2 separate regions of the Homo sapiens genome follow, and region 2 is linked to region 1. A link is an interaction called in ENCODE POLR2A ChIA-PET data of the cell type or tissue named here. Cell type or tissue: PC-3. All regions are shown on one strand. Each heading gives the region's core, and the rest is flanking DNA. Links, peaks and the distances in the headings are about the cores only.

Evidence for each region. Peaks named below come from ENCODE experiments on the same cell type or tissue, not always from the same donor. Only the 100,000 strongest peaks of a DNase experiment are listed, where the experiment ranks them.
Region 2: POLR2A ChIA-PET joins it to region 1 with 5 read pairs; 3 of 35 experiments call an interaction of 5 or more read pairs at or near these places.

What each region holds. Positions count from the first base shown.
Region 1 is chr2:127,139,655-127,155,984 of GRCh38, reverse strand. No RefSeq gene overlaps it. Among named protein-coding and RNA genes, the nearest start is that of BIN1, 41 kb to the right of the region's middle. In PC-3, for the core only: no CTCF peak of the experiment used is centred there; a DNase peak (open chromatin) is centred at 6,434; H3K27ac peaks cover 1,465 bases.
Region 2 is chr2:127,031,483-127,047,812 of GRCh38, reverse strand. It overlaps LOC105373604 (a long non-coding RNA gene), which reads right to left. Exons shown (of 3, transcript XR_001739697.3): 3 at 12,453-15,965. Among named protein-coding and RNA genes, the nearest start is that of BIN1, 68 kb to the left of the region's middle. In PC-3, for the core only: no CTCF peak of the experiment used is centred there; no DNase peak of the experiment used is centred there.

The sequences.
Region 1 (16,330 bases), core at 3,911-8,910:
AGGACTTCATGTGCACATTCAGAATAAAATTAAGAAATATTAAAACCCAAAAACGTTAAGTAAAAACAAAACAGAAAAATGTTATGTATACAGAATGACTGACTACAACTATGGCAAAAACAAACAACAACAACAACAACAACAACAACAACAAACCCTCAATAGAGGAAAAAGTAAACAAGAAACAGATCAAATTATTAACACAATGACATTTGAATGGTGACAAAATTGGTGATTTTAGTTTTTCTTTCCTTTTAAAATGTTTTTAAAGCACATATATTAATTTGGCAATGGAAGAAATTAGAAAGAAAATAACTTTTGCATGAAGATCACAGCTGAGGATATCCTGTTAGTTATCTATTGTGGCATAACAAATTAACCCAAGACTCTGCAGCTTAAACCAAGACAGCTTTTTTATTGCACAGTTTCTATGGTCAGACGTTCACATGGTTGATCTCCCACTGAGGGCCTCCAGGGTCCCACCCCCTTAGCAGCACATTACAAATTGAACTGGTAGAATAACTTCATATGGAACTCATCAAATATATTTGAGTGTCTTGTTGCTCTTTCCATTTTTTTTTCTATGTTGGGGTTTCAGATAAGATTTCTACAGTTTTTCATGCAGAATGTTCAATCCCTGTCTTCTCAAGGCCTCTAAACCCTAACCCGTGAGTGTTGGAGGTATTCGGTGCAGTGCTTGGTCTTCCTGGCAGTGTTTCTCATTTGGAATCAATCACAGTAGTGACTGGACAAGGGGTTACAGAATTTCTTGGCATGGGGTGGGAGAACTGTTGCTTTACTTCCTATTAAAAGAACTGGAGTGAGGCTGGGTGCGATGGCTCATGCCTGTAATCCCAGCATTTTGGGAGGCCGGGTTGGGCAGATCACAAGGTCAGGAGATTGAGACCACCCTGGCCGACATCTGGAAATCCCGTCTCTACTAAAATACAAAAAAATCAGCTAGTCATGGTGGCGTGTGCTTGTAGTCCCAGCTACTCAGGAGGCTGAGGCAGGGGAGTTGCTCGAACCCTGGAGGTGGAGGTTTCAGTGAGCTGAGATTACGCCACTGCACTCCAGCCTGGCAACAGAATGAGACTTCATCTCAAAAAAAAAAAAAAAAAAAAGAGAGAAAAGCTGTTATTTGGGAATATGAAAATTAAACATGCAGAGGCATGTGCCCTTTACCTGGGACCTTGCTGACAGCTGTGTTCTCTAGACCTCTCTCTTTAGGAACGTCTCTCGTCCCACCTCCACCCACAGGAGAAACCACTGGAAGCTCCTCCAGGTTCCTAGTGAAGCCCCCAGGACTCAGCTCCTTGGCCTCACTGCCCACCTGCCATCAGCTTCTTTGGCCTCTGGAGAACCTCACGATCAGCCTGCAGAGCTGCACCCAGGCCTGCCCTATGCCGGGGTTCCCACTGAGACCCCAGGGTCACTCACTTAGCAGGACAGTGATCATCAAGTGGGTTAGGGTTTCCAGGATGCTTCAAGGCAAGGCTCTGAGATCTGAGCTGTGGAGGAGGATGTAAGGAATCAGTACAAACAGGGGCTGGCCACACAGCACTGGGGAACTATGAAAAAGCTTCTGGAATCCAGAGGCCCCACGTGTGCACTTGGTGGGTGTTACAGAAACTTACGGTGAGCCCACCATCTCCAAAAACTTGAAACTCCACTCTTGCTTAAACTCAGGATCACACATCCTATGCCAGCGGGCTCTTGGTCCTTAGACTGTTCATAAGAAAAATAGGAAATGGCCAGGGGCCTGAGGAAGGAATGCAGCCATACCTGACCCTGGCTGCCTGAAGAGAGCTGGGTTGGTTTGGAGAGTACTGGGGCGGGGAGTAGGGTGCAGGGATGGGCGGGGGAGCCAGTCAGTAAAGTGTGCAGGAACCCAGGGTGGCCCATGGGCCTGAGGACTACACAGGCCCTGTCCTAGAGGCCATCTGGAGGGGGCTGGTCGGCTGGCTCCATTTCCAATTAACACCCCCTGCACCCCCCTGGATCCTCAGAGCCTCTGCTGGGATAGATGATCTCACCAGCTCTGTGATTGTGGCAGAAACACCAGGCCAGCCAAGCTTGAGTCATGCGACCTCCTCTGGCTACCAGGGCATGAGGAGGAAGAGTGCCTGGTTTCCTCCAGCCACATAGTAGTAGGCAAAGCCTGGCTCTCACCAAGTAAAGCAAGACTCCCACCAGATAGACAGGAAGGGCGCTCCCTTGACTGGGTGGTCTCTAAATATCAAATGTCCATTACAGTGGCCAAGAAACTGCGGTATCTTAATCACAAATAATCATCACCCATGCATTTGAACTAACTGGCAAAAGAACTCTCTCTCTCTCTCTCTCTCTCTGTGTGTGTGTGTGTTCAACAACAGCATCAAGGCTGAACATAAAAGATCACCTCTTGCTGACTTTATAATCTTTTTTTTTTTTTGAGATGGCGTTTTGCCCTTGTCGCCCAGGCTGGAGTGCAATGGTGTGATCTCGGCTCACTGCAATCTCCGCCTCCTGGGTTCAAGAGATTCTGCAGCCTCAGCCTCCCATGTAGCTGGGATTACAGGCGCCTGCCACCACGTCTGACTAACTTTTGTATTTTTAGTAGAGACAGGGTTTCACCATGTTGGCCAAGCTAGTCTCAAACTCCTGACCTCAGGTGATCCACCCGCCTCAGCCTCCCAAAATGTTGGGATGTGTTTTTTTTTGAGATGTGGTTTTGCTCGTTGCCCAGGCTGGAGTGCAATGGCATGATCTCAGCTCACTGCAACCTTCGCCTCCTAGGTTCAAGTGATCCTCCTGCTTCAGCCTCCCACTTAGCTGGGATTACAAGCATGTGTCACCATGCCAAGCTAATTTTGTATTTTCAATAGAGACAAGATGGGGTTTCACCATGTTGGTCAGGAAACTGCTGACCTCAGGTGATCCACCTGCCTCGGCCTCCCAAAGTGCTGGGATTACAGGTGTGAGCCACCGTGCCCAGTCGACTTTAATCTTATACAGACATTTATATGTATTTATATGTGCCCTGGTGGGACTGTGGCATGCCATTGACAGTCACTGTTCAGATTACTCTTTTTAGCAACTGCTATTTGAGTTCAGAGAAAAAAACTGTAAAAATCTGTGAAGGAAACGTCCATGGAAACAGCCACTCTCTAGTCTACTTTCTATTCATTTGGAAAGCAATGTCTCTCTTAGCATCTGAGGCTTCTAACCCATATTTTCAAGATGGCGATTCCCATCAGGAAATCTCTTACAGCCTATGGCAGAAAATACGCGGTTTGGGAATGACTGAGGTTTACATCAGAGCTGAGAAATGAGTATTGAACTCAGTCTAGTGAAGTTATCTGGGCATTTTCCCCAGGTGTTATTGGCATGTCCTGCTCCATGTTGGGACATTTAGATAAATAAGAAGTTGGGCCACTCATTTTGGTTCCACATTTACACCCACCTGATTTCCTCAGTTCTGTGCCAGCCACAGTTGACAGAAATGAAGGATACTTACTTATTCCTGCACCCGGGAGGTACAGGATGTGGAGAAGACAACACATAATTAGAAAGTTATAATGAGCTGAACTACTTGGGAGTATGCTGGGAGTGTGAAGCCCCAGAATAGACTTAGCGTATCTTTCTAGAGAGTTGATTTCATTGCATGCTAAATAATGTAAACCGAATTAGGTTATGTGAATGTGCTCGGATATACTGTGGAGTAGAATGCAAAATACAAAGTGGATGTTGGTGAAAGTGGCAGAGTTAGGGCTGGGCACAGTGGTTCATGCCTGTAATCTCAGCATTTTGAGAGGCCGAGCCAGAAGAATCACTTCATCCCACAAGAGTTAGAGACCAGCCTGGGCAACATAGTGAGACCCTGTCTCTGGTAGGGGTTACCCCATCTCTGGTAAAAAAAAAAAAAAAAAAAAAAGTTGCCAGGGATAGTGGTATGTACCTGTAGTTTCAGGTACTCAGGGGGCTGAGGCGGGAGGATTGCTTGCATTTGGGAGGTCAAGGCTTCAGTGAGCCATAATTGCACCACTACACCCCAGCCTGACAAGACTGAGACTCTGTCTATTTAAAAAAAAAAGGAAGTGGCAGAGTTAGGACCTCTGAAAAGTCTCTCCATAAAAGCAATGAGAAAATTGACAAAAATTATCAGAGCCAATTTTTTTTTGAACTTTGGAAATTAAATTGCAACAATCCAAGTAGTGTTAATATTTAAGAAAAGTGGCAGAATCCTGGTAAGAAAAAAAGCTTTGTGACATTTTAATTTATCCTAGTCCCATCCCCATGGTAACCTTGAAAAATTAAAGCGTACACTAACAGTGAAAATTAGCATGGTGGCAGCCACCTAAGGGAACAGAATTGGCCTGGAGCTCGTTAAAGGCCCATTACCAGAGAGCTGTCATTATTTGACCTGTCTGGTGATTCTCTGGAAGATCCCCCTTTGTAAGGTTGTCTGTATTTGACCTGACTCTGAACTTACACAGTGTGAAAAGCTCTTTTCCAGGGCCATTTATCAGAAACAATTACAGCCAAATTGATTAACTTCATGGATGCCTGAGGGAGTAGAAAACAGCTGGGGCAAATAACAGACCAACCAAAAAGCTTAAAATGAAAAGTTGGGGAATAGGATATCTACAGGGGGCATTGAAAAGCTCTGAAATATTCCTGGGAATCAAGAAGGTCATGTTCTTGTGTAAGGCTGTGAGCATGCCCAGGATTGACCTGAAAAAAACCTGAGAAGGTCCTAAGCTCTCATCTCTGGCTCCCCTGAGACTCTGTGCAATCAGGAAGTGAAGGCTAAGGCAGAGTTGTAAACTGCCTGGCTGAGGGTTGCAGGCACGCCTAATGTACACAAAGAGCCCCCCAGCAAAGACTGGGAGACTTATTTGTTTCAGATGTTTTTAGGAAGTCTCTGTTCAATCATTAACTGATCACTAGGCTAAATGAGCAGAGACTTCATTGCTACATACAACAAAGAATACAGACTATGCAGAATTAGTTAAAAAAAATACACTAAATAGGCTGGGTGCAGTGGCTCATATCTATAATCCCAGCACTTTGGGAGGTTGAGGTGGGCAGATCACCTGTTGTTAGGAGTACAAGATCAGCCTTGCTAACATGGTGAAACCCTGTCTCTACTAAAAATACAAAAATTAGCCAGGTGTGGTGGCACATACCTGTAATCCTGGCTACTCGGGAGGCTGAGGCACAAGAATTGCTTGAACCTGGAGTTTTCAGTGAGCTGAGGTCATGCCACTGCACTCCAGCCTGGGCAGGAGTGAGACATCATTTCAAAAAAGAAACAAACGAACAAAAACCCCCAAAACACTAAACAAACAAAATGAAAACAACTACAAAAAACAACAAAAACCATAAACCTTGGAGAGATAATTTGATTTTCAGAGCTGCCATAATATATTATTTAAAATGTCTAGTTTTCAACAAAAAATAAGAGCATGGAAAGAAATAAGAAAGTATGGGCCATTCATGGGAAAAAAACAATCAATAGAAACTGTTCCTGAGAAAGCCCAGATGTTGGACTTACTAGACAAAGACTTTAAATCAGCTACTTTAAATATGTTCAAAGGATTATATATACAAAAATATGCATTTTATACATATTTGGTTATATATTATATATAATTATATTTTTTATACATATATATATTATTTACATATATATTATATATACTTGGTTCTATAGATATAAAACCAAATAGAAGTTATGGAGTCAAAAAGTACAATAACTAAGAAGAAAATTCCATCAGAAGGCCTCAACAGCAGATTTGAGCAGACAGAAAAAAAATCAATGCACTTGAATATATGTCAGTTGAGATTATCTAGTCTGAAACATAGAAAGAAAAAAGAATGAAGAAAAATAAACAGAGCCCCTGCCAGGTGCGGTGGCTCACTCCTATAATCCCAGCACTTTGGGAGGTTGAGGTGGGCGTATCACCTGAGGTCGGGAGTTCGAGACCGGCCTGACCAACATGGAGAAACCCTGTCTCTACTAAAAATACAAAAATTAGCCAGGTGTGGTGGCGCACGCCTGTAATCCCAGCTATTTGGGAGACTGAGGCAGGAGAATTGCTTGAACCCAGGAGGCAGAGGTTGTGGTGAGCCAAAATCAGGCCATTGCACTCCAGCCTGGGCAACAAGAGCGAAACTCCATCTCAAAAAAAAAAAAAAAAAAAAAAAAGAAAAGAAAAAGAAAAAGAAACAGAGCCCCAGAGACCGAGACCTATGGGCACCAATAAACACACCAATGTATGCGCAGTGGGATAGAGGGAAAAGGGCAGGAAAAATATATGAAGAAATATTGGGTGAAAAATTCCAACATTTGATGAATAATTGTCTATACATCCCAAATGCGCAACCAACTTTAGAAAAAATTCAGAGTGAACCACAGCTAAACAAATCATGATCAAGTTGTTAAAAAACAAAGGGAAAAATCTTGAAAATGGTGAGAGAGAAATGACTCATCATGTGCAAGGGATTCTCATAACATTAAAAGCTGATTTCTCATAAGAAACCATGGAAACCAGGAAGCAATGGGATGATATATGCAAAATGGTAAAACGAAAAAAAAAACCTGTTAAACAAGAACTATATATTCAGCAAAACTATTCCTTAAAAATGAGAGGAGATGAAGACATTCCCAGATAAACACAGGGAATTCATCACTGGGAGAGCTGCCCTGCAAAAGATATTAATGGGAGTCTCTCAGGCTAAAATAAAAGAAACACTAGACAGTAACTTGAATCTATATGAAGAAATAAGGAGCATTGGTAAAAGTAACTACATAGGTAAATATAAAAGACAGTATAAGTGTATATTGCTAGTAATTCTTTTTTCCCCATCTCATCTGAAAGACAATTGCATAAAGCAATAATTAGAAATCTATGTAGAAATACTTTTAAATAATACAAAGTATATTTTCTCCCCCAAACAAAATAAAATTAAAATCAATAACAAATGAATTTGAGAAATGCAGAAATATGTAGAAATTAACCATATATGCTCAAATAAGCAATAAGAAATAAGTGCAATCTATAGAGACATTGATTATTTAATCAATGGCTCAAAGAAGTAATTACAAGATAAATTAGAAATACCTTGAGATAAATGAAATAAAGATACAGTATACCAAAACTTATGGGAAACAGATAAAGCAGTGCTTAGGAAGAAATTTATAGCTGTAAGCACCTATGTTAAAAAACATGAAAGATCTCAAATCAACAACCTAATCTTCCATCATAAGACACTGGAAAAAGAAGAGCAAACCAAACAAAAAGCAAGGAGAAGGAAGAAAGAAATTATAACAAAAATCATAAATACATAATGTTTTCAAGGTTCATCCATGTTGTTGTATGAATCAGTGCATTTTTATGGCTAAATAATATTCCTTGTATGAATATACCACATTTTGTTTATCCATTCATCAGTTGATGGATATTGGGTTGTTATCAACTCTTGACTAATATAAATAATGGTACTATGAACATTCATGTAAAGGTTTTTGTCTGGGCATGCTTTCATTTCTCTTGGGGGCATGCCTAAGCGTGAAATTGCTGGGTAAAATAACTAATTTCTCGAGAAACTGCCAGACTCTTCTAAAGCGGCTGCACCATTTTATGTTTCCACCGACAGTGTAAGAGGGCTTCAATTTCTCCAAATCCTCATCAACACTTGTTATTATCTGCTTTTTAAAGTCTAGCTATCAGGACGGGTGTGGTGGCTCACGCCTGTAATCCCAGCACTTTGAGAAGCTGAGGCAGGCGGATCACCAGAGGTTGGGAGTTTGAGACCAGCCTGAACAACATGGAGAAACCCTGTCTCTACTAAAAATACAAAATTAGCCGGGCGTGGTGGTGCATGCCTGTAATCCCAGCTACTCGGGAGGCTGAGGCAGGAAAATTGCTTAAATCCGGGAGGCGGAGGTTGCAGTGAGCTGAGATCACGCCATTGCACTCCAGCCTGGGCAACAAGAGCAAAATTCCATCTAAAAAAAAAAAAGAAAGAAAAAAAAAATCTACCTATCCTATGTGGTTCAATTTATATGAAATATCCAGAATAGTGCCATCTATAGAGATACAAAACAGATCTGGAGCTACAGGGGATGGAGCGATTGGGAGGGGTATTGGGGATGGAGCAATTGGAGGTGGTTTCTTTTTGGAGTAATGAAAATGTTATAAAATTGATTGTGGTGGTGGTTGCACAATTGTGTGAATACACTAAAAGCCATTGAATTGTACACTTTAAATGGATGAATTGTATGGTATGAGAATGATGTCTTAAGCTGTTAAACAATACATGTGAATATCTTTAGGAGAAAACTTGAAACTCCAGGAAACTCTGACCCTGTGGATGGCCCTGTCAATCTGCATGTCCCATGCTGGGACAGAGGTGAGTCCAGAAGTCTAGGCAAAGTTATCAAGATGAGGGTAAACTTTCTACTGCTATGCAGCCCTTGGGGGCCGGGGTCCCCCGAGCTGTCAGGATGCCTCAGCCCAGACCCTTGGAATTAAAGAGGCCTGTTGGCTGGACGCACTTCCAACTCCGGCACTCTCAGAAGAGGCTTCCTGGAGCCCCTCGGCTTTAATCCCCGGCTGCAGTGTGAGCCGGGCTCACTTGCTAAGCTCAGGAACTAAGCAGGCTGAGGGGCCAGCTCATCTTTCCCCCAGGACGTGCAGCCACAGGGATCCTGGGCCCTCCCTGCATGACATGCTGCTAAGAATAGCGAGAGGACAGTATGTGTGTCTCTGAAGATCTTTCTGCGAGTCAGGAAGTATTTACAGCCTTTCCTGGAATAGAGCTCCTCCATCTGCAGTACTGCTTGGGAGTGCCTTGTGGTCTCTCCCTTCAAAATCCAGCCTTAAATTCCCCTCCTCCAGGAAGCATACCTTGACTTAACCAAACCTCCCTGGTTGAATTTTTTGAATGACTAAACCTGAATTAGGCTGATGAACTGGTCAGCACCCTTTGAGAAGCAGGTTTGTTGGGCTGTGAGGAAGGGCTCTGGCCCCAGCATTTCCTCTCCAGTCTACCCATCCTCTTTTTGGACAACCTGATGTACACGTAAGTATTAGTTACAAATCTTTGGTTGCAAGTGACAGAAACCCAAGCCAAACCTGGGTAGTAGCCAGGGTGATGGAACCAGGAACTCACTGCTACCAGCACACCATCTCCCCTGTGGCCTGGATGTTGCCTTCTCTTCCATGGCACACTGGGCTTTTCCATACAGCCAAGGAGATGGCTGTAGAAGCTGGTTTGCCTCCTCTTGTATTGGACGCCTAATGGGCTTCCTCCTGGCTCCCGAGTTGAAAAATCCCTGGGAAGGGCTCTAATTGGCCCTACCTGAGTCAGGTGCTCTCCTCTGAACCAATTGCTGAGCTCAGGAGGCGGGTCAGACTACCTGGTGGAGGGGAGGCGCAAACCCTCGCAAGAGGGATGCCTGGTAGAGGAGTGCGAGTGGGGCTGGGTGCACCGGCGACGGTATTGGTGCCTGGTACTTCCCTGATTCTGTGCCGTGGGAGCTGTTCGGGATGTTAAACTCCTGGGAGATCAGGCTGAGGACGACAGTCACTACTTGTGCCTGCGCAGCATCCTCTTTGCCATAACAACGACCCCAGTTTCCTCTGGAGACCACCCTGTTGGCAGCCATGTGTTCATGGGGCCTAGGAGTGGAACACGTGGCCGGGACCATCAGCCAGCACAGTCCCTTTCCTGTGACCACAGCCCCGGCTCTCAGCAGACTGCCAGCACCTTGAGGGCAGGGTCTGCATGCCACTCAGCTCTGGGTGCGGCACAATGGTGGCTCCCAGACCTGGCCTACCTGACAAACCCCCAGGGGCCCCTGCCCAGGGCTGGTCCCAGGCATTTATATTTTTAATAAGCTCTGTAGGGAATATGAATAATTAGTTTTGGGAATGGTTGCTGCATGGTGTTTGTATACAGTAAGTGCTTTATAGTTGCTGGTGTAATGGGAAAGACTGGAGTCAGCTTCCCAGGAGTGATCATCCTGGCTGTCTTTGAGTTGCCCATGGACACAGAGCTGCCAGGACCCTCTTTGCATGTTTTGAGGTGGTCCTGTCACTCTGGGTGGGCAGACCCTGGCCCTCCTTGTTGGTGAGATGGCACTTGCTGACAGGATCAAGACCTTCCAATTCCAGGAGCTGGAAGAACCCCAGAGGGTTGGGACACTTGAGAAGACAGCCAGCTTGAAATGGGCTCACCCAATTAGTTCCAATCGGGCCACCTCAGGATGACTCAGTTAGAATGTCAGGGCCTTCTAAAATTAATCACAGCTGCCTCTGAAATCAGCACCTTGCATGAAGTCCCCAGCCCCTCTTGGCCCCACAGAGGTCTTGGGAACTTGAGGGAGCTGGTTCTGGCCCAGCACCATCTCTCAGCCCCTCAGACATTCATCTGAATTTAGATTTGCTAACAGGCAGTTTTCCTTCTGCTTTTCCTTTTTTTTTTCCTTCTAATCCTCTCCCTTCTAACTGCAAGCAAAGGCTATTTTTATGACCAGGGGTTTCATTTCTCAAAAGGAGGATGACAGGAGGTGGATATTTTAGTACAGTGTCCTAAGCTCTCATTAATGGAAGTTGGGTACAAATTTAATCCAATATATTCAGTTTTTCTTCCTCTCAAGATGGGTTTTTATTTCTTCTGAATAAAAAGGTTGACTATGAACATTGTAAATTCAGGTAATACAGGAAGTTCTACAGAAAAAAGGAATAATTGCTGGAAATCCCTTATCCAGAGAGAAACAATTGTTGGCATGTTGATGCATACTTATAAAAAACCCTCCCAGTGCTTTTCAAAAAACCCCCTAAAAGTCCATAGACTTGAAAAATAAAAATGCATAATTTGCATATATGGAAATAAATGATAATTCCAAGAAAGTCTTTGGCTTCTTTGTGACAAGAAAGTCTGTTGGAGGAAAGAAATCAGCTATTTGGAGGCTCTACATCAATGTCACTTTTAACCTTTCTCTCTGTCTGATTGTTAGATTATAAATTTAAATTTAATTCTTCTAGAAGACAGTTGGATTCATGTATATATACAAAAAGACAAACCTGCCGCGGCTGCAGCAAATACAATGGTAGGAATTTATCTTAGAGCAGAGTTTCCCAAGCTTTCTTGGTTCTTGGTGCCTTTAGTGTTTCAGAAATGTTTTCATGGCTTTTCCTAGGCCAAAAGAAGCACCTAATAGTTCCATTTAAGTAGTTAGGTCCAAACAACAATTTAGTAGTTGTTTTAAAAAAGTAATACACAGAATTTGAAAGAATTTTTTTTTTATTTCATACTTAAGTAACATCAGATGGCAACAATGGCCAATAGGAGGCAATGGAACAATGTCTTCAGTATTCCGAGGGACAGAGATTTGCGGCTTGAAGGACTGTTCATCAGAGGGCAGTGCCTGCCTCATCTGCATGCTGCCAGCACTGCTCCAGGGCTTGGCTCAGCCAGAGTAAATGCTCAATGCATCTGTGCTGAATAAGTGAATAAATAAACAAATGGATGAATGAATGAATTTTTAGGGTTGTCACACTTTCCAGTTTTTCTTCAAAGTCCTTGAAGAAGAAGGCGTTGGTCCCTGAAGCCCCAGCCTTGAAAGTTTCCTCTGCATCAGGAGCCAGGAAGGCCCTGGGGCAGACGGCCCAGGAGAGAGCACCGGGTGGGCAGGCCCAGGAAATCAGTAGCCCTTTGCTTTCAAAGCCTGGTTTGGAAGAGAGTATGATTCAGTGGTTAAGAGGCCACAGACCTGACTCCAGAGTCTCCCTGTGTCTCAGTTAAATCATCTGCAAAACAGGAATAACACTAGTCTCTGTTCTCATAGCGAGAATGACCTGTGTGTGTCTAACAGCTTCCTGGTACACAGCGTTCCTTAAATACTAGCTTTAATATTAGTGGTTGATCTCTTAGAACAACTTTCTGCTCTCTAAAATGGAAATGACAACATTGAGCTCTCAGTAAGAATTAGAGGCAACACTTGTGGGTCGGCCTCGTCTCTCCTCCGCCCACTGTGAGATGTGAGAAGGCTGTGATGGGCCTGTCTGTGCTTTCCCTGCGGGTCCCTGTCTCTCTCTGAACTTTCTCTCCTGACCCTCCTGGTTTCCACACTAAAGAGGAACAGGAAGTGAAAGCAATAAAAGTGGGAAAAGGGCCTTTTTCTTTAAATTAGGGATGTGCTCTGATGTTCACCTCCTCTGTGAATTTTTTTTTCTTTTTGAGATGGAGTCTTACTCTGTGACCCAGGCTGGAATGATCATGGCTCACTGTAGCCTCAACCTCCTGGGCTCAAGTAATCCCACCCCAGCCTCCTGCGTAGGGCTACAGGCGGTGCCACTACACCTAGCTAATTTTATTTTTGTAGAGACAGGGTCTCACTATGTTCCCCAGGCTGATCTCAAACTCCTGGGCTCAAGCAATCCTCCCACCTCAGCCTCCCGGTGCTGGGATTACAGGCATGGGCCACCGTTTCCAGCCTGTGAATTGATCTTGATTTGGGTTCTTTGAGAGCAGCCAGCAGGCTGTGCTGTGTCTGACATGTAGAATTCCTGGATAGCAAGGCTTAGAAGCAGGAGAACTAGCTCTTGTAAGATCCTGGCTCTGGTCACTCCTGTTCATTCCAGAGCTGAGGGATCCAACTGACCCTCTGTCTCCACTACCCTTGACTGCTCACTCCTGGAAATTCACCAGTCTACATGTGCTCTGCAGAGGTGAGAGGACCTTTGGAGGAGCAGAAGGATGGTGGCTGTGGAAAGCTGGTGACCCTCAAGTCCACTTACAACGGAGATGGCTGTGTGTGTGACATCCCCTTAGTGCTAGACTCAAGCTAATCCTTTGGGGAATGTTTGAGGTGGACCAGGGGCCCTCATTTTTTTCTCTTTTATACAGGTTAGGACTCCTAGGACATCAAGTGGTAACTCATCATTATCACCATCACACAGCAGCTGGAACCAGCAGCCTCACCAGGCCTTTCTCCTTTAATAATGACAAACATGGTGTGCAGTCTGGGCCACTTAATCCTGTTCTGCAGATGGGGACTCTGAGACATAAAGAGGTAAAGATCATGCAGGTGACAAAGCTAGCTGAAGATTAGTATTATGAGATATGAGAATAGTAACTGAAGGGTTGATTTGTAAATGTGAAAAATTGGAAATCAGCCTTGATTTCCAACAATAGGGTATTGATGTGTAATACAACCACACAGTAGGGTATTGTATAGCGACTAAGAATGATACAGCAGTATTTGTTGACCTGGGAACATTTTTCACAATATGCTTTAAAAAAAGATAGATAAGTGCTTATTAATAATATAGGTACAGGGACTCAAGTCAAAGTGGGGATATATTCTAAACTCTGGCGACCAATTTCCTAAACCATGTAGTTTTTGCTATAGAAAACATCTAGCTGTGGGTCTACTTGTAATACTCAGTATATTACCTTATTTCATATGCCATTTATTTTTTCTTTATGAAAATGGTGTCATTCATCTTTATTAATGTAGTTGAAATTCATAAACTTTCTGTGTGAATCATTTAATCAAGAAAAATGTGTTACGGGGATAGATTTTATATAAATGAGAATGAAATGAAATGTTTCATTAAAATATGTAAAAGTTGCCCAGTATATCTTAAGGAGAAATCGTATGTGTATAATATTATTGTATTTTTGTAAGATAAAACAAATGTTGTAAGACCTTAAAAATATTGTTAGGAGAAAAAAATACACGTATGCATAGAAAAATGTCTAGAAGGATAAATGCTAAAATGTTCATCCTGGACCTCTGCAAGATGGGGCTATGGGTGATTTTTTACCCCTTCCTTTATTGTTCACCTGTATTTTCTAATTTTTCAATAACGTTCATGTGTTACTTATTTAGAAAAGACAGGAGATGAATGTTTAAAGTGATGGATATGGTAATTACCCTGACTTGATCATGATACAATGTATATATGCATTGAAACATCACACTGTACCCCATAAACATGTATGGCTATTATGTATTAGTTATAAATAAAATATTAATAAGAAATAAAAAGATAAGGGGGGTACTGGGCTGGGAGTAAGGAGACTGCATTCTGACAGCAACTCTGCCTCTAACTGACTGTGTGATCCTGGGCAAGTCCTTTCCTTTCTGGTTTTCGAGTCTTCATCTGTAACACGAGGGGTTGTTAGCAGACAGGAAGTTCCGCGAGAGCTGGGACCATGTCTGTTTTGTTCTGGCAGTGTCTGTAGCACAGGCTATGCTCTGTGTATACTACATTAACGAGTGTGTGCATGAGTGAATGGAATTAGCGGCTGTGATCATTGGGAGAGTTTTGGAGACATGGCCTGCTGCAGTGGTCCTCCAGTGTGTTCCAGAAGCAGAAGCCCGGGAGGTTGTAAGGCTTTTTCTGGATGCTTTGGAAAAATCACGGGGCAGAGCTTTGCATTCGACTTACCCGCATGGGACGGCAGTGGGCTTAGTGTTGAACAGAGTTGAGTTAGGGACGTAGTGCTGCTCTTTGCCGGCAGTGAAATCTTGAGAAAATTTTGTATTTTTTTCTCTAAGCTTGTCTCCTCATTTGTAAATTGAGAGTTATTACTAATACCTAGCTCATAGGGTTGCTCTGAGCACTTGAAAAATCTATTTAGAAATTAGCTAAAAATGGCAGACTGAACCCCAACCACTTTTTCCTGTCCCAAACCCTTAGAAATACCAGAAAAAATAAATACATGTCATCCAAAAATGTTCTAGGAGACGAGAAGGGGCCTCGGTGGATTTAAAGTTGCGAGGAATTATTGAAAGAAGGAAATTGGTGGGGTTGAAAGGAAGAAACCACTGCCCAAAATACGTATAGGGAGACCTGCTGTCATAGGCAGTTTTGAAGGGAATTTAAGCTTGAAGATGGTGAATGGGGTGGTGGTGACTGGTAGGTCGTGGGTTAGGATGTTGCAGTAGGAACCACAAAGCCAGCCAGCTATCTACTCCTCCCACCACACCTTTCCCACTTAGCCAAATAGCAGGCAGCAGGGATCTCTGTCTCCCTCCTGCCAGTGTGAACGCCCAGCCTAGGGAGGCAAGGTGACACTCTGGACAAACGGACCTCGGATGCAGGCACACCACGTCCACCAGCTTGTTTTCCACCCACGGTCATCTCTCCCACACCGTGGCTGGAGGCATCACCCATAGACTGGGTAACAAAGAACCTCAAACACAAGACGAGCACACACCAGAGCCGCTGAACACTGAGGAAAGCACTGCCATGACTGGGACGCAGAGCACAGGAAACAGACTGATACCCAGATAAACAGCAAGCAGAGCACACGGACGAAGCACAGTTAATCTCAGAAAGCTGTGAGAGGAAACGGTGTGAGGCCTTAGAAATAAAAAAGAAGACGCTCAAAGGTATATTCAAAAAGGGGCTTTTGGAGTATGATCAGACTGGATGTAGGTCAATAATAGCATATTAGTGAACTGGAAAATCAAATTGAGGACTTCATCTAGAATGCCCCGCAAAAAGAAGAGATAGAAAGCATAAAATAAAAGTGAGGATATATGAAGACTAGATTCAGAAATGTTAATACCTTTTAAATAGGAGCTCCAGAAAGAGGGACTAGAGAGGTTGGATGTGGGGAACGCTAAGATTAATAGAGAAGGAAATTTCTCAAGTCTACAAAAGACAAAAGTCCTCATCCTGAAGGGGCCCACTTCATGACAAGCAGAACAGAAAATGATAGACTGGCTGGGCTGAAACTTAGAACATGAAGGATGGAGAAAAGGAAAACAGATTACTCCTAAGAGAAAGCAGACTAATATTAGATTTAGCTACAACACTGCATGTTGGAAGATCTTCAGAGACCCAGGGGAAATATTTTTAGAGATCTAAGGGACACATGTTTGAATCGGCTAAAGCCATCATTCAAGTGTGAAGGTAAAATATGTAAAGACAATTTCAGACATCCACAGATGAGAAAATGAGTCACCTTCCATCCTACCTGTAGGAGGAGGTACTTCAACACAATGAAAATAAATCCAAGAGAAAGCTACAGATTCAAGAAGCAGTGGTGAGTAAAGGAATTAGAATTTGCTGCTAAGTCTAAATGGAACTGGAACTAAAAGCTCAAGTGGTATTAACATTGCAGGTGGGGAGGAGAAGGAGAGGAAGGAAGTCCAAGTGGGCTAAGGTTTGTGCTTTGCCGAGCATAATGACAAGGGGCACTACACTTACACAGGCTATAAGGGAAAATAAAATAATGGACAGATGTTGGAGTTAAAATTTAAAGGTAAGCACTTAATCAGAAATTAAATGAAGAAGAGCTGGTCAATTGATAAAAA
Region 2 (16,330 bases), core at 3,949-8,948, 110 kb after region 1:
TGTCCGAGAAATCTGCTGAGTGCTATCCTAAGTGACCTTTTTATTTTATTTTGTTTCATTGTTTTGAGACAGAGTTTTGCTCTTGTCGCCCAGGCTAGAGTGCAATGGCGAGACCTTGGCTCACTGCAACCTCCCGCTCCTGGGTTCCATCGATTATCCTGCCTCAGCCTCCTGAGTAGCTGGGATTACAGGCGTGAGCCACCACACCCGGCTAATTTTATATTTTTAGTAGAGATGGGGTTTCACCATGTTGGCCAGGCTGGTCGCAAACTCCTGACCTCAGGTGATCCACCTGCCTTGGACTCCCAAAGTGTTGGGATTACAGGCATGAGCCACCACACTCAGTGACCTTATTTAATACGCAAGAGAACCTGTGGTTCAGGTACCAGGACTCCCTTTCACAGATGAGGAAGCTGAGGCCCACGGAGGTCCAGTTACCGGCAGGTGAGTGATGGCACTGGACTGTGGGTCTGAGCACTTGACCCCAGACCAAGGGCAATGCTTGTGTCTGGTGGGGTCTGAAGGGCCTGGGTGGGGGGCAGGCATGCTGGCCTGGCTTGTCCCTCATCTCTTGACCCCTGCTGACCCCGCTCTGGGCGCTTCAGTTCCATCGGCAGACTTGGACAGGTCTGAGCAGCAGCTTTCCAGGAGCTGCGGGGACTGTGCCCATGGGCCCAGGGAGCAGCCTGCACTTCCAGGTGGAAGGAGCTCACGGCTCTCTTTAGTAATAGTTAAAGCTGGTGAGTGAGGTGACTGTCAGAGTCTGAGCTTTATTTTGGGGTAAAGCCCCTGGGCTTTGCTTTAGGTGGCAGGATTGTCATTGCTGTGGCCCTGCCTGGTCCTGTGGGGGGCAGATAGTGTTGGCTCTGCCATCCGTGGCTTCCAGGAGCAGTGGAAGTCATAGCAGTTGGGACAGAGCCTCTTTCTGGTTGCCCCTGCTTGGAGATCTCCCACCTTTCCTACCTTCCTTCACTCCCTCCTTCATCCCTTCCTCCTTGACAGCCTCATTTCCCCTGCCCAAGGTCCATAGTGCATTGTGGGTGGAGCCGGCTTGGAGCCCAGCCCACTTCTGAGCCTGGGTGCACGTGCCCTGGGCTCTGTGAGGTGTGAAGCCACAGTGCCATCATGGGAAGTCTTTGCTTTTATTTCAACCTGAAAATTCAAAACAAAACAAAAAAACAAAAAAACCCACCTCATCTAAAATACATTATCCAGGAGAAAGCATTTAGATTAGGTTTTTGACAATATAAGATTCCAAGATATGTTCCATGGCAGCTTTCAGCTTTACCCCCAGCCCTCGCCGCTGGGGTAAGGAGCGGCCCTGCTCTGTACCACAAGGTCAGGGCCTGCAGGGAGCTTCTTGCCAGAGGGAGCAGGGCCAGGATCGGGGCTGGGGAGCCTGCGGATCCAGAGGGAGGGAGGCCAGGTGTGAGGTTCCCATCCTGCTGGGGAGGGGCAGCGGCCCAAAGTCTGAACTGAGATGTGTGTCTGGGAGCCGGGGAGTCAACTAGGTTCATGGCAGTGCAGGGGGCATTCAGAGCCAGGCAGCGTGAATAAACAGGCCAGTGAGCTGAAGGGCCGGGCAGAGCAGAGGGCCCAGGCCAGGACAGGGTGGAGGAAATAGCAACAGGTGGGGTGAAGGTGGCCCATGGTGGGGGCCGGGAGAGGTGCGGGCTGCTCTCCATGCCTGGCAGCTGGACGTGCAATGTCCCGGAGGGCTTGGCAATCTGGCTTGATTTGGGCTGACGTGGCCACGGAGGCCCAGACCCTGGGCAGGGCTCCTGACTCTCAGAGCAGGCAGGCCGGGCTGTGGGTTCTGGGACCCAACTGAGGCTGGAGGCTCTTGCAGACCCCACACCCTGGGAGGGCCAAGCACGAGCTTGGGAAGAGGCCCACCCTGGGCAGCCCTCTGTGTGGCTCCCCTCCAGCCTCCCGGAGCCAGCGTGTGGCGGGAGTGACAGTGGCGGTTTGGAGCCAGGACTGGAGAGAGGTCTAGGAAGGCCGCCTCTTGTGTGGGGGCTGTGGGGTGGGCTGCAGCAGCCCAGGTGCCTGAGGGAGGGCCAGGCCCTGCATAGAGGCATTCTCATGGCTTCCTGGAAGGTGTGGGCCCCTTTTGAAACCCCATGAAAATCTTTAGAAAATCGGTTTACTTATTTATTACTCTGTGTTACAAACTCATTTGCTGGCAGGAGCAGGATTTTGAGTCATGGGACTTGGCAGCTAAAATTATCACACACACCCCCTGTCAGTGCAAATGGCCCCGAGGCCTCAGGCTCTGCACCAGCTCCGCCGTCAGAGGCTCTCAGAAGTGTCCTTCCGGTGCAGGGAGCGACCCCCTGCTCCCCGCCCTCCTGCCAGCTCCCCGGTCTTCCACCGCGGCCCCAACACTGGCCCTGCTGCTGGCCCGGCCTCTCAGCCCTTGTCCTTGATTGGATATGATAATCATGTTGGTGTCGCTTCTCTCAGTTTTGCTGGCCTGAAGACCCTTGGCCATGCCTCTGGGGTTTTAAATGCCCATACTCCTGGCCTCAGTCACCCCAACACCAGGCCGCATGTGGGGACGTCATGAGGGGTGGCCAAACACTGGGTCCCTCTGCTCAGCAGCTGTGGCTGGCGTGCTGGGTGCTGGGTGGCTGTGGCTCAGGTCCTCCGAGATGCTCTCGGCCTCCTTGGCGCCTGGGCAGCAGCTTCATCTTGGGGCTGAGTAGTTCCGAGTTTGATGCCAGCACACTTCCTTCCGAGAAGCACCCCGGAAAGTATTTGTGTGTGTGTGTGTGTGTGTGTGTGTCATTGAACCCTGAGCCAGTTGCTGTGGCCTGGGGTGGCACTTGCAGATTTGCTTAAGACAAATAGGATCTGGAGCTGGAGGTGGGCTGAACTGGGTGAGGGAGGCATGAACACCTGAATGAAAATCGGGGTGAGGCTTCTGAGGAGAAGGGGAGATAGGTTCTAGGAGCTCAGATCTGGGAATGTGCACTCCACGGTGGCTTCCAGAAAGGGCCCTGAGACTAGGTAGCTTGCCTAGATGGGAACTGCGAGGAGATGTGTGAATGTGTGTGTGAGTGAATATGAATGTAAATGTGTGTGGATGCGTGTGATTGTTAGTGACTGTAAGTGTACATGTGTGACTGTGTGTGAATGAGTGTGTGTGAATGTGTGAGTGTAAATGTGTGAGTGAATGGGTGAATGTGAATATGTATGAGTATAATGTGTGAACATGTGTGTAAATGTGGGAGTGTGAATGTGTGTGAATGGGCAAACGTGAATGTGTGTGCGAATGTGTGTGCATGTGAGTAAATGTATGTGTATGTGAGTGTGAAGGTGTGAGTGTGAATGTGAATGGTCAGAGAATGTGAGTGTGAATGTGTATGGTGAGTGTGAATGTGTGTGCGAGTGTGTGCATGAGAATAGGTGTGAATGTGTGAGTGTCGATGTGTGTGACTGTGAAGGTGTGGGTGTGAGTGTGAATGTGTGTGAATGTGTGTGAAGGTGTGGGTGTGAGGGTGAAGGTGTTGGTGAGGGTGAATGTGTGTGAATGTGAGTGTGAAGGTGTGGGTGTGAGTGTGAATGTGTGTGGAATGTGTGAGTGTGAATGTGAATGTGTGAGTGTGAAGGTGTGTGAATGTGAATGTGAAGATGTGGGTGTGAATGAATGTGTGTGAATGTGTGTGAATGTGTGAGTGTGAAGGTGTGGATGTGAGTGTGAATGTGTGAGTGTGAAAGTGTGGGTGTGAGTGTGAACGTGTGTGAATGTGTGAGTGTGAAGGTGTGAGTGTGAATGTGTGTGAATGTGTGAGTGTGAATGTGTGAATGTGAGTGTGAAGGTGTGGATGTGTGAATGTGTGTGAATGTGTGAGTGTGAATGGTGAGGAGAATGTGAATGCGTGTGTGCATGTGAATAGGTGTGAATGTGTGAGTGTGAATATGTGTGAAAGGGTGAGTGTAAATGTTAGTGTGAATGGGTCAGTGAGTGCGAGTGTGCGTCTGTGTGTAAATGTATGAATGGTTGTGTGTGTGAATGTGTGCACGAGTGTGCGTGCGAATGTGTGCACGTGTGAATGGCTGAGTGAATGGCCAGTGTGCATGGGAATGGGTGAGTGTGAATGGGCGAGTTCACGTGTGACGTTTCTGGGACCCTTGCTTGGTTCACTTTATCCAGCCTATAGCGGGCCTAGGGCAGCGGGAGGGCGGAATGCAGCCGGGCAGGTTTGCTCCTTCGTGTTCCAGGGGAATGCTCACCCGACGGCCCCCGCTCCTGGTCTCAGAAGCTCCTCCGCTGGAGACAGGGTAGACGGCTGAGCCCCTCCTCGGCTGCGCTGTTTGGAGGCTTGTGCGCTGGGGATGTGCTGCATCTGTAGATCCAGTGTCCCAAATGGTGATTCCGTCACTTCCGTATCCATTCATTCATTGGCTGTTCCCCAGGCCCGCACTGAACTACAGAGAAGATTAAAATGCATTCCTCAGTGGACTCGGGACTGCTAGACTAGAGAGGATGGAGGCGGCAGAGCTGAAAAGCTCCCCATTGGGTTCAACGCTCACGACTTGGGCGATGGGATCAACCATACCCCAAACCTCTGCATTACGTAATACACCCGGGTAACAAACCTGCACGTGTCCCCAATTCTAAAAGAAAATTTGAAAAAGAGAAAATAACATCATAAAATGTGGTTCCTACCCATGATGCGTGCACAGCCTGGGGGAGGCAGAGCAGCCACGGCCACAGCGGTGTGTCTGGGTGGTGCGTTTGAGGTTCCGGGGACAGAAGTGGAGCCGCCACCTGGCTTCGCACAGGGTAGGTGCCCCGGTTGAGGGGCTGGCACCTGGGAGGCCACCTCGGGCAGGGGCAGCCAGTGGAACAGGCAAGCGGACCTCAGGTTTGTTGAGCTGGGGAGGCCTGGAGCTCAGGAGAGAGACGGGCCGGGAAGAGGCGAAGGTGCTGGGAGAGCTTGTAGAGGAGGCGGAAGGAGGACCGGAGCAGCTGGTGACCACCACATTTAAGAGGAAGGAAGCTGGCCAGGCGCGGTGGCTCATGCCTGTAATCCCAGCACTTTCCGAGGCTGAGGCGGGTGGATCACCTGAGGTCAGGAGTTCCAGACCAACCTGGCCAATATGGTGAAATCCTGTCTCTACTTAGAAAAAAACAACCAAAAAAACCTCAAAAATTAGTCTGGCATGGTGATGCACGCCTGCAATCCCAGCTATTCAGGAGGCTGAGGCAGGAGTATTGCTTGAACCCAGGAGGCAGAGGTTTCAGTGAGCCGAGATCGAGCCACTGCACTCCAGCCTGGGTAACAGAGTGAGACTCCATCTCAAAAAAAAAAAAAAAAAAAAAAAGAAAGGCGGAGGCAAGCCTGTAATCCTAGCACTTCGGGAGGCCGAGGTCGGGGGATCACCTGAGGTCAGGTGTTTGGACCAGACTGACCAACAAGGTGAAACCCTGTCTCTACTAAAAATACAAAAATTAGCTGGGCCTGGTGGCAGGCGCCTGTAATCCCAGCTACTCAGGAGCCGAGAATCTCTTGAACCAGGGAGGCAGAGGTTTCAGTGAGCTGAGATCGCGCCACTGCACTCCAGCCTGGGCGACAGAGCGAGACTCTGTCTCAAAAAAAAAAAAAAAAAAAAAAAAAACAAAACGAGGGAAGCAGGAGGTTTCACAGGCACTGCCTGCCAAGGAGCTATTCAGTGCCATCCTTAGGAAGAGCTCCCTCCTCAAGAAGCAGCTGTGGTGGATGGGGCTGAGAAGGCTGGAAGACTGAGGACAGTGGCCTTGCCCACCTGCTCTCAGGCCCTGGGGATCCACAGAGGGGCCGCTGTGGAACACAGGCCGGGAACACAGGTGGGCTGCTGCCACCGGTACTCCTCACCCTGATTATGCAGAAGAGCAAATCACTGAGGAAAGGCCCTTCTTAGCGCAATTAAAAAGGATAATTAACAACGGGTGAGAAAGCTGCCTTCCTGACAGCCTCCGATGACAGTGAGCATCGGCTGCTGGAGGGAGAAGGGCAAAGGCATGCTCCTCTTTTCCTAGACAGCCACGGCCAGTGCACAGGGGCAGAGAGCATCCTCCAGGCTTGTCACGAAGAGGCTTTGAATCCCAGGCTGGGCAGAGACTTAAAGGCCCCTGTCAATCAGCCTGGGGTGCTTATCTCATGTCCCTGCCCCGTGTGACCTGCAGGGGGTGGCTGGAGAGGGGGCACAACTCTTTCTTGAAGGAAAGGATAGGCTGGAGGTGGGCCGAGGTTGGCACACAGATGCCATTCAGAGCTAAGGCGACAGATTTTTGTCTCCCGGAAGCTGGTGCATCTCCACCTACTTGCAAGCTGCCGGGTCTAGAGGACATGCACTTTCCATGGATCAGAGTCACAGATGGCCTGGAAGCTCCTGGGAAGCCATCCTTCATTAGGAATTGAGGGCCCGAATCTGTGGCTCAGGGCAGTGTTCTCACCTCCAGGTATCCAGCTGCCCATCTTCCCCCATGCACGTGGGCACCTTGAACTTGAAGTGCTTCTAAGCTGACTTGTCCAGTGTGGGCCGTCCTTGGACTCATTCCACACCCTCCTCCTGGAGCAGATGTTGCTAGGTGCACACCCAATACTCATCCCCTCCGCCTGCCCAACTGAATTCTGGTTTTGTTCAGGGTACCAATGCAGTCCGCTAAAGTCAGTCATTTTCCCAGCCTTCCTCGCAGCTGTGGGTGGCCTTATGACATAGTCCTGGCCAATAAGATGGGAGAGGGCATCCCTTCGCAAAGAAAACATCAAAGCCTTGTTAAGAAAAAGGCCTTTGGGCCGGGTGCAGTGGGTCACGCCTGTAATCCCAGCACTTTGGGAGGCCGAGGCAGGCAGATCACTTGAGGCCAGGAGTTCAAAACCAGCCTGGCCAACATGGTGAAACCCCATCTCCACCAAAAATACAAAAATTAGCCGGGCGTGGTGGTGTGCACCTGCAGTCTCAGCTACTTGGGAGGCGGAGGCAGGAGAATTGCTTGAACCCAGGAGGCAGAGGTTGCAGTGAGCTGAGATCGCACCACTGCACTCCAGCCTAGGAGACAGAGCAAGACTCCGTCTCAACAACAACAACAACAAAAAAAAAAAAAAAAAAAAGAAAAAGGCCTTTGCCTCCTTCTGCCTGGAATGAGGGCGGGAGGTGCAGCAGCCATCTTATGACCCTGAGGCCACACTCAGGAGGATGAAGAGCCACTCACTGAGGATGGCAGAGCGAGAAGGTGGGATATGGCTTTGCAGAGAGTATGCAGTCCAACCCCATTTCTTTCCTGGCTTGTTTTTGTATGAAACAAATAAAGGCATCACATCTGTGGGGGTTTTGTGGCTTGAAGCCTCCCTGATTGCTGCCATGTCCTGCCCGAGTCCTCAGATTTGGCCTCTTAGAGAGTTCTGCATAGGTTTCTCCCTCTGCACTGGCCCCTCCTAGTTCAGGCCTGGTTAGGCCTGCAGCCTCTGAGGTATCTTCCTCTAGGCCAGTCCCTGGAGGGCACCGTGGCTGCCAGGGTGGTTTTCCTGAACCTCCTTTCTGGCCTCATTGCCCTGTGTTCCAACCCTCCAATAACCTCCATTTCTCATGCAAGCCCAGATCCCTTAACCAGCTCCTTCAAGCTCTGGCCCCTGAACAGCTTTTCAGCCCCATCTTCCACCAACCCCCGTCTGGAATGGCCTGTCCTGGTAACCCAGATGAGCTGCGGGTCTGCTTCCCAGTGTCTGCCTTTCCTCTGCCAGGCTGTGGTCCTGCATCTCTGAGGTGCCCTCCCCCTCCCAGCTGATTCCCCCTCCCTTCCAGGGTGCACAGGCCCAGCCCAAGGGGGGCCTGCCTCCTCCGGGTGCGCTGGTTTGTCCACCTGTCAGTCGCGGCACTGGTCGCACTACGTGTACCTGCAGTTGAGCTGCCCATTTTTCTGACCCCACCCGGACACTGCCTCCTGTGCAGCTCTGTGGCCCAGGCCAGGGTCCAGGCTCAGAGTGTGGATGACATGCTCTGCTTCACTCTGCTGGGGCCCCTGCCATGTGGCCACTTGCTGCTCACTGCAGAAGCCACAGGGCACTGTCCACTAATAACTAGAGAAAATGAGTCATAATTCCCTCGCCCCAACCCAGCAATCTTTTTCATTTTTGCCTGTGTGAATTGAAGCTTTTAAAAACTCAAGGGCAGGCTCTGGCGTTTCTCCTGGCCACATTTCACCTGGTTAGAGTTGACCCGGCAGTTGGGTGTTGTTGGCTCTCTGCATGCTCTGAGTCGGCCATAGCAGCCTGTGTCCTAATGTGGTCCAAGCCTGTCATCCAGACTGAGCCCAGGTGGGTGGACAGATGGAGGAACAGGCAAACCCACTATGTAACCTCCAGTAGCCTACTTACAGACCACAAACCCAGCTTCCGCATCTTTTTTTTTTTTGAGATGGAGTCTCGCTCTGTCGCCCAGGCTGGAGTGCAGTGGCACAATCTCAGCTCACTGCAACCTCTGCCTCCTGGGTTCCAGCGATTCTCCTGCCTTAGCCTCCCGAGTAGCTAGGATTACAGGCACATGCTACTATGCCCAGCTAATTTTTGTATTTTTAGTAGAGATGGGATCTCACCATGTTGGCCAGGCTGGTCTTGAACTCCTGACCTCAAGTAATCTGCCTGCCTCGGCCTCCCAAAGTGCTGGGATTATAGGCGTGAGCCACCACGCCTAGCCCAGCTTCCCCATCTTTAAGTGAGGAGGTTGGATGACACGATGCACTGTAATAAAATCATTAAACTCCACCCACAGAGCCTGGGGCACACCACGATAGACTCTCGCCCTTCACTGTCTTAGATATTCTCTTTCAGAATGTTGATTTTTCCAACTTTTATCCCTTTTTTTTTTTTTAAATTTCAGATAGGGTCTTGCTCTGTCGCTTAGGCTGGAGTGCAGTGGTGTGATCGTAGCTCACTGCAGCCTCAACCTCCAGGGCTCATGTGATCTTCCCTACACAGCCTCCTAAGTAGCTGGACTACAGGTGCCCACCGCCACACCCAGCTAGTCTAATGTCTCCTTGATGTCCTGCAATCTGCTAATCTTTCTCTGTTTTGTTCACAAGAATTTTATGAGAGACCATGAGGTCCCACAGCAGGGATCTCACATTTTAAGATGTGTGTCCATAATTTTTTGAGCCAGCAGAAAGCATCCACACAAATGTGAGCATCTTTCGAGGTGGAGTGCCATGTGTGTGTCCTTATTCTAACAAAGGCTGTGGCTGTGCAGAAAATTCCAGAATTTCCTCGCTGGGATACACCTTCAGGCTAGCGGCAGTGTTGTTCAGATACATTCCATGCTAATGGGGTAAGATCTTCTGTCAGGGAATTTGGTGTTTGTGTAATAATAAGAAAATTTCTGTTTGAAAAGTGGCCTACAGGTTGAAGTTGGAATGGATTAGAATAGAAAGAAGCAAAACATTCCTCTGATGGAGTCACAAGGTCATTTGTTGGAAAAAAAATGACCTTAGAGAGCATGATTGGTTCTGAAAGCTAATCCGCCCTCCCCATGGGCTGGGTGGGAGAAACCAAAGAGGCGACTTGTTCTATCTGAAAAATGAATGACAATTTTGCCCTGCCTGTGGGGGACAGATGAGGGAGGTGGGTGGAGGACCCCCAAAAAGGGGTGGGGTAGGAAGAGCATGAGGAGGAGAGTGTGGAGGGAGAGAGGGGCCTGAGGAGATGGCCTTTCACCAGGCCTGAAGATGGGCCAAGCCTCGAGAAATCTCCTGGGCAGCAAACAGCAGGTGAGTCTGTAGGACACCCACAGCTCCTACTCAGTTGTAAGTTACTTCTAGTTCTGTGCTGGGCTGAACATCCCACCTTTAACCCTACACCCTGTGCGTGTCTGTGTTCCTTCGAAGGACTCCAGGAGTTGGCTGAGTTCCACACTAGGTCTGACCCAGAGCCAAGAGGAGAGTTGCTACAGGAGAGGAGAGGGGTTTGACCCAGCAAAGGGAGAAATGCAACCTTCCCCAGCCCTGCCTGGAAAAGGTCCTAGGAGGGAGAGGGGCAGGAATTGAAGTCCTCACAATATATAGGAAGGTACCTTGAGCAGTTTTATTTGAGAGCAAAGAAGAGGATGATCCCAGAAGATACAAGGGCACAGGGCCAATGAAAAGGCAGATATTTGGGTTGCATCCAGGAACTTGGAGGCAGATGTTGAGTTGTCAAGAGCTGGGCTCTCCAGCTGGAAGCATCTAGCCTTTATGGTGAGACATTGCCTTGGGCTGCAGTTTTTCTTCCTATAAGATGGTGGCCATAATACTTAACTGACAGGGTTGTTGTGTGAAGTAAGAAGTATTACAGGACAATTTTTTAAAAAAATAAAGTCATTCGGCAGGGCGCAGTGTCTCACACCTATAATCCCAGCACTCTGGGAGGCTGAGGTGGCTGGATCACTTGAGGCCAGGAGTTTGAGACCAGCCTGGCCTACATGACAAAACCCCATCTTTACTAAAAATACAAAAATTAGCTGGGTGTAGTGGTGTGCATCTGTAGTCCTAGCTACTCGGGAGGCTGAGGCACAAGAATCACTGGAACCCAGGAGGCAGAGGTTGCAGTGAGCCAAGATTGTGCCACTGTACTCCAGCCTGGGTGACAGAGTGAGACTGTGTCTCAAAAAAAAATTATACATATACATATACGTATATATACGCACACATCTCATACAAAGAGAAAAGCTACACATTTTATTTAACTAATTAACAAGGAAGCGGTAAGATGTTACAGGCAGTTTAAATGAGAACTGGATGTACAGAGGTTTATATTTTCTACTGGACAAGATGCATGTGCGTTGCTTTGGCCCAGAATTATGTGCATAGCTAGGAACAGGAAACTTCTGCATCTTCAGCAGCCCCACACGAGCTGATGCTGTCTCTGCAGAACTGCAGAACAACCCTGCCCAGAGAATTGAAGGCATGTGTCCCCACGGAATCCGACAATCCCTGAGGGTCCCTAGCCACTGCCCAGAATCCATCAAAGGGACACTGAGTTTTTTGCCCATGTAAAGCCTATAACAACTGAACAATCTTTGTCTCCCTGCCCCAGGATCACAACAGTCTCCAAAAATGATTCTCGATCACAAGACAATGGGTCTCAGTTTGGCCTATTTACACAGGTGCAGTGAGAATGTTCTAGACTTTCCAGACCTCCTTGGGTTAGCTTTCTTATTTTTTTAGGTAGAGTCTCACTCTGTTGCCCAGGCTGGAGTGTAGTGGCATGATCTCAGCTCACTGCAACCTCTGCCTCCCGGGTTCAAGTGATTCTCCTGCTTCAGCCACCTGAGTAGGTAGAATTACAGGCGTGCGCCACCATGCCCAGCCAATTTTTGTATTTTTAATAGACATGGGGTTTCACCATTTTGGCCAGGCTGGTCTTGAACTCCTGACTTCAAGTGATCTGCCCACCTTGGCCTCCCAAAGTGTTGGGATTGCAGGCATGAGCCACCGCACCTGGCCTGTAGCTTTCAAATCTAGAGTGCTGTGCAGCATTAAGCAACTGCCATGGCCCTGGAATTCGCTCCTGTCTGAATAGAAAATCTTAGCTGGGATTTATAAAAGCCTCTTTTATCTGCTGGGAAACCGAGTTCAAGGAACTGTCACCACCAGCTCTCACCTATGTATCTGTAACTTTGGATGGCTTCCTCGCTTCTCAAAGTTCCCTACATCAGTTGATGCTTGCTCCTGGCCTGCAGGAAACCACCTTTCCTACCACCTGTGAGGCTAGGACTCAAGGGCCCAGCATGTTCTCCTGCAGTAGCTTTGTGGCATCAATTCTGTATAAAAGTGGCTTATCCCACCTGATTAAATGAGACTCACCTCCAATTATGACAACCCCACAATAACCCTTATTGCTTAATGCTGTTTTATCCCAGCAAAAGAAGAAAAGTTCTCCATTGAATTTATGAAAATAACTATATTTCCATGAAAACTTAAGACTAAGTCATTTTCTGAGTTCTGGAGGGTTAGTGAAAATAAGAAACTATTTTACAAATGTTTCTTTTCAATTGACAAAAGCAAAGTCTATTAAATTGTAGGTTAAAAAGGAAGAGAAGGAGCTTCCTCACAGATCTAGAAATGAAAGAACATCAAAGCAACATCAGCAATATTCCAAAAAATAACCAAGACAAAATTGCCTCATTCAATCCTAAGTAATAATTCCTGTTCTCTGGATCCAGTCAAGAGAGAACTTTTAGGGAGCCTCTGCTCTGAGCTTAGAGGCCTAGAAGTCATGACTCCGTCTGATGGATGATCTGAAGGTGGCCTAAGTGAGGTCCGCTCAGGAGCGTGTCCCCGCGAGGTGATTCACTGTAGCATCCTCAGCTTAGAGCCCCTGCATGTCCTCTTGAGCCTCTGAGGCTGCCCCTTGTGGAAGGCACAGCCGCTCACCAGTGGCTTACAGCAGAGTCCCAGGTGCACATCAGAGTAAATACAAAACTACTGGTAGTTGACTGTTGGTTAATTTATTACAGCAACCGCAGGAAAGTAAGATTCTCTACTGGGAAATAACTATTTCATAAGCATTTTGATCAGTGTCTCACTAAAGGTAAAGCATACAATGGACGGCGACGAGGGCACTGGCAAAGCTTCAGGGCCTTCCTACAAAGTGTGCAGTGTCTGAACTATTTATAATGAGTTTACTGATACAAACTTAACCTAGGGAGGCTGAGCATCTCTTCAGATGCTGATTAAAGAATAATAAACATAATTACTTCTGGCCTCTCTTGCTCTTGCTTCATAGGGTGAAAGTACAAATCTCGTGAATTTCCAGGGGCCCTCTGGGAAGTTTCAAAGAATGTTTTAGTTCAAGATAAAAAGTTTTCTTTTACTCTTTCTATATTTAGGATCTGATCTCTAGAAGGAAAAATCAAAAGAGTTGTCAGAGAAGATTTAGGCACTTGACTCAGAGCATATCATGGGTGCTGAAGAAATAATTCTTGCTTACTCTTTTAATAATGCAAACAAATGTAAAAGTAAACAGAAGGTGACATGAGTTTAAAGAATCATCTCTTTCACAAGTGAGTTTTTGTATTGTTTTGTTTAAATACTCAAGGACTGAATGAAGTCAGCATAAGGCACAGAAATTTTTCTGGCAAGACACACACTTTTGCTGTCAGGCAGACCACAAGGAAGGTAAAGAATAGCCTTTGTGCTGCAGGTCAGTGGTCCCCAGCCTTTCTGGCGCCCGGAACCGGTTTCATGGAAGACATTTTTTCCACGGACTGGGATGGGGGGATGGTTTCTGGATGATTCAAGCACATTACATTTATTGTACACTTTATTTCTATTATTATTACATTGTAATATATAATGAAATAATTATACAACTCACAATAATATAGAATCAGTGGAGGCCTGAGCTTATTTTCCTGCAACTAGATGGTCCCATCTGGGGGTGATGGGAGAGAGTGACAGATTGTCAGGCATTAGATTCTCATAAGGAGCATACAACCTAGATGCCTTGCATGCACAGTTTACAATAGGGGTTCATACTCCTGTGAGAATCTCATGCCACCGTGACAGAAGGCAGAGCTCAGGCAGTACTGTGAGTGATGGGGAGCAGCTGTAACCACCGCTTATCTCCTGCTATGTGGCCCGGTTCCTAACAGGCCATGGACTGTTGCTGGACCATAGCCCGGGGATTGGGGACCCCTGCTGTAGATGAAGGCGGTGACCAGTAAGCCAAGGCGGCAAGCCCATCAAAAGTGAGGAAACTTTGCTAAGATCTAAGTTACTTCATGTCTCTTTTCAGACTCAGGTATTATAAACCAAGGCAAATAACATTCACTTCTTTAGACCTTCATTCACTGTGTTCATTCATATTCTGGAACAAAACTACTTTTCATTGCATGACAAAACAGAAGCACGCACACAGAGTTTTATTTGTCACTATTGCTTCGTGTACCAACCACCTATATGAAAGATAATTTTCATCCAAAGTAACCAACTTCTGTTTCACAGAAAAAGCTGAGGAGGTGGCAGAAAATTGAGAGCTGCCCTACGCGAGCATTTCTGCAGGTGAGCAGATTGCAGGAGGGCACAGCCACTTGCCTCCAGATCCACGCGGGCCTCTTACTCCTTCAAGTGGCAAACACGAATATGCCCATCAACACAACTCAAAGATCCAGGCTTTCTGCAGAATATAAAAATAAGGAGCAAAAGTGGATAAGCCTAAAAGTAGGCTTAGCAATCCATGTTTTAGTGTTATATCCTACTTCGTTTATCTAGGTATCTGATGATTATCTATTAATTAACTCCATTCAGGGTCAGGTTCTGATTTATCTGAAGATTCCAGGTTCTAAGTTATCTAAAGATCTTGGACATTTATTTAATTGGATAAATTATACTACAAAACATAGGTTGAGGTAACGGATGTGTCTAAATAGTGATTCAATTTAGAGTAATACCAATATTCAGTTTTCATAATAGTGACATTGTATTAGACTAATGTTATCTTTTTGATAAACTATTTAAGAAGACCAGATTATTCTCTTCATGAGAGATTTGATCAAATACACAATTGAATTATACTTAACACTGTAAATCAAAGACAAGACCAATCTGTTTTTTAAAAACCAAAATTATTAAGCTAGTTTGACTTGCCACAGATTTACCTTAGTTACAGGAACTTGGTTTTATAAAATGTATTTAAGGTAGCAGTTTCTGTATGAAGGATATTTTAAAAAGCCTAACACATTGAAAGCACTAGAAGCTAGAAATATGAGATATATAAGATATATAAGTGCCTTTTTTCCTATAAACTAGTAAGAACAGAGCTCCTTTGATTTAAGAGACATAACTAATTTATTAATTTATTTCACACTCACATATCACGGAATCAAGGCTTTTCTCAGTTATAGACTTGCAGACACATGGATCACAGATGACAGACATATGGAGAGATTTTGGCTTTGGCCCTGCAAATTCAGCCACAGGCCAGAAGTAAGCAACACACCCTCTTACCAATCCCAAGTCTCAAAGAGCTGTGCTTTGCAGCGGGCACTAAATTTCTAACTGACTGGAGCTCAAAATAAACAAACAAGAAAGGACCAACAAACCGGATTTCCTGTTGTCTCTCACTTGAAAGGAATTAGATCTGTGTCATCCATCTACAGAGATGACTAAATGGTCAGGCCAAAAACCAAATTCTCAATCACTGTTGTCAAGAATAGGGAATAACTTATAGTCAGGAATAAACCAGAAATAAAACCACAGACACAAATTCAGTAAAGATTAGAAAAATAAAACTAGAGAAACAGAGAGTAAGTAAAATTAAAGTTCTGTGGCTGCTTGGAAGTCACCTTGGGAGGTGAGGGAGGACAGAGCTGAGGCTCTGGTGGCATCTGAAGTTCCCTTTGGCAACTGTGCAGCTCATCTGGCTCTGGCTGGTGAATCTACTGTGTATCTCATAGGACCAATAAAACTGCTAGAGGGTCATTTCCAAAAAGGTAGAATCATGACTCCCCTATAAATATAGAATGAATACATGTCAAATATTTTGATTAACTAGTAATTAACAAGAGAGCCCGTTCAAATATTTATCTCCCCCATTGGATAAAATCCATTTGCATTGCTATGAACACCTTTTGCATTACCACGGACAGAAAATGTCTGTATCACCCTCAGCCCTCCACAAGTTAGTTTCCGTCTCTACAGTGTTGCCAATTGGCCCAACTGAACAGTCAAAGTTGCGCACTCCCATAGAATCAGACAATTCCTGGAAGGTCCACTAGACAACAGCCGAAATTCCATGGAAAGGATCCCTGCCATCTTTTTTCTCCATTACAAGGTCTTTATCCTGGGACAAGGATGTTAGAAGTGCATCAGTCACCGAGCAGAGGCCAGTAACTAGGAGTGGCAGCTGCTTAACAATTTTTTTTCATACAGGTAGGTGCCATGGCTCTGAGTGTTGTCCAGAGTGGGCTGAATCCCTGGCTCCTCCGAGTTGACCTCTTTTTTCCTGGGGAAAGAGACTAAAAGTGTTGGTGAGAGTGGGGTCAGAGAGGGGTGGTAGTGGAGGGGGACATTGCCTGAGGACACAGGCTTGCGGCTTCCTGTAGGAATGTACACTTGGTTTTTCTATTTCCCTAGTTTTTCTGTGAAGTTGCCCGGAACATTCACAAATAAAATTTTATCTTGGGCTGGGCGCAGTGGCTCACGCCTGTAATCCCAGCACTTTGGGAGGCTGAGGCAGGCAGATCACTAGGTCGGGAGATCGAGACCATCCTGGCTAACACGGTGAAACCCCGTCTCTACTAAAAATACAAAAAAAAAAACTAGCTGAGCGTGGTGGTGGGCGCCTGTAGTTCCAGCTACTTGGGAGGC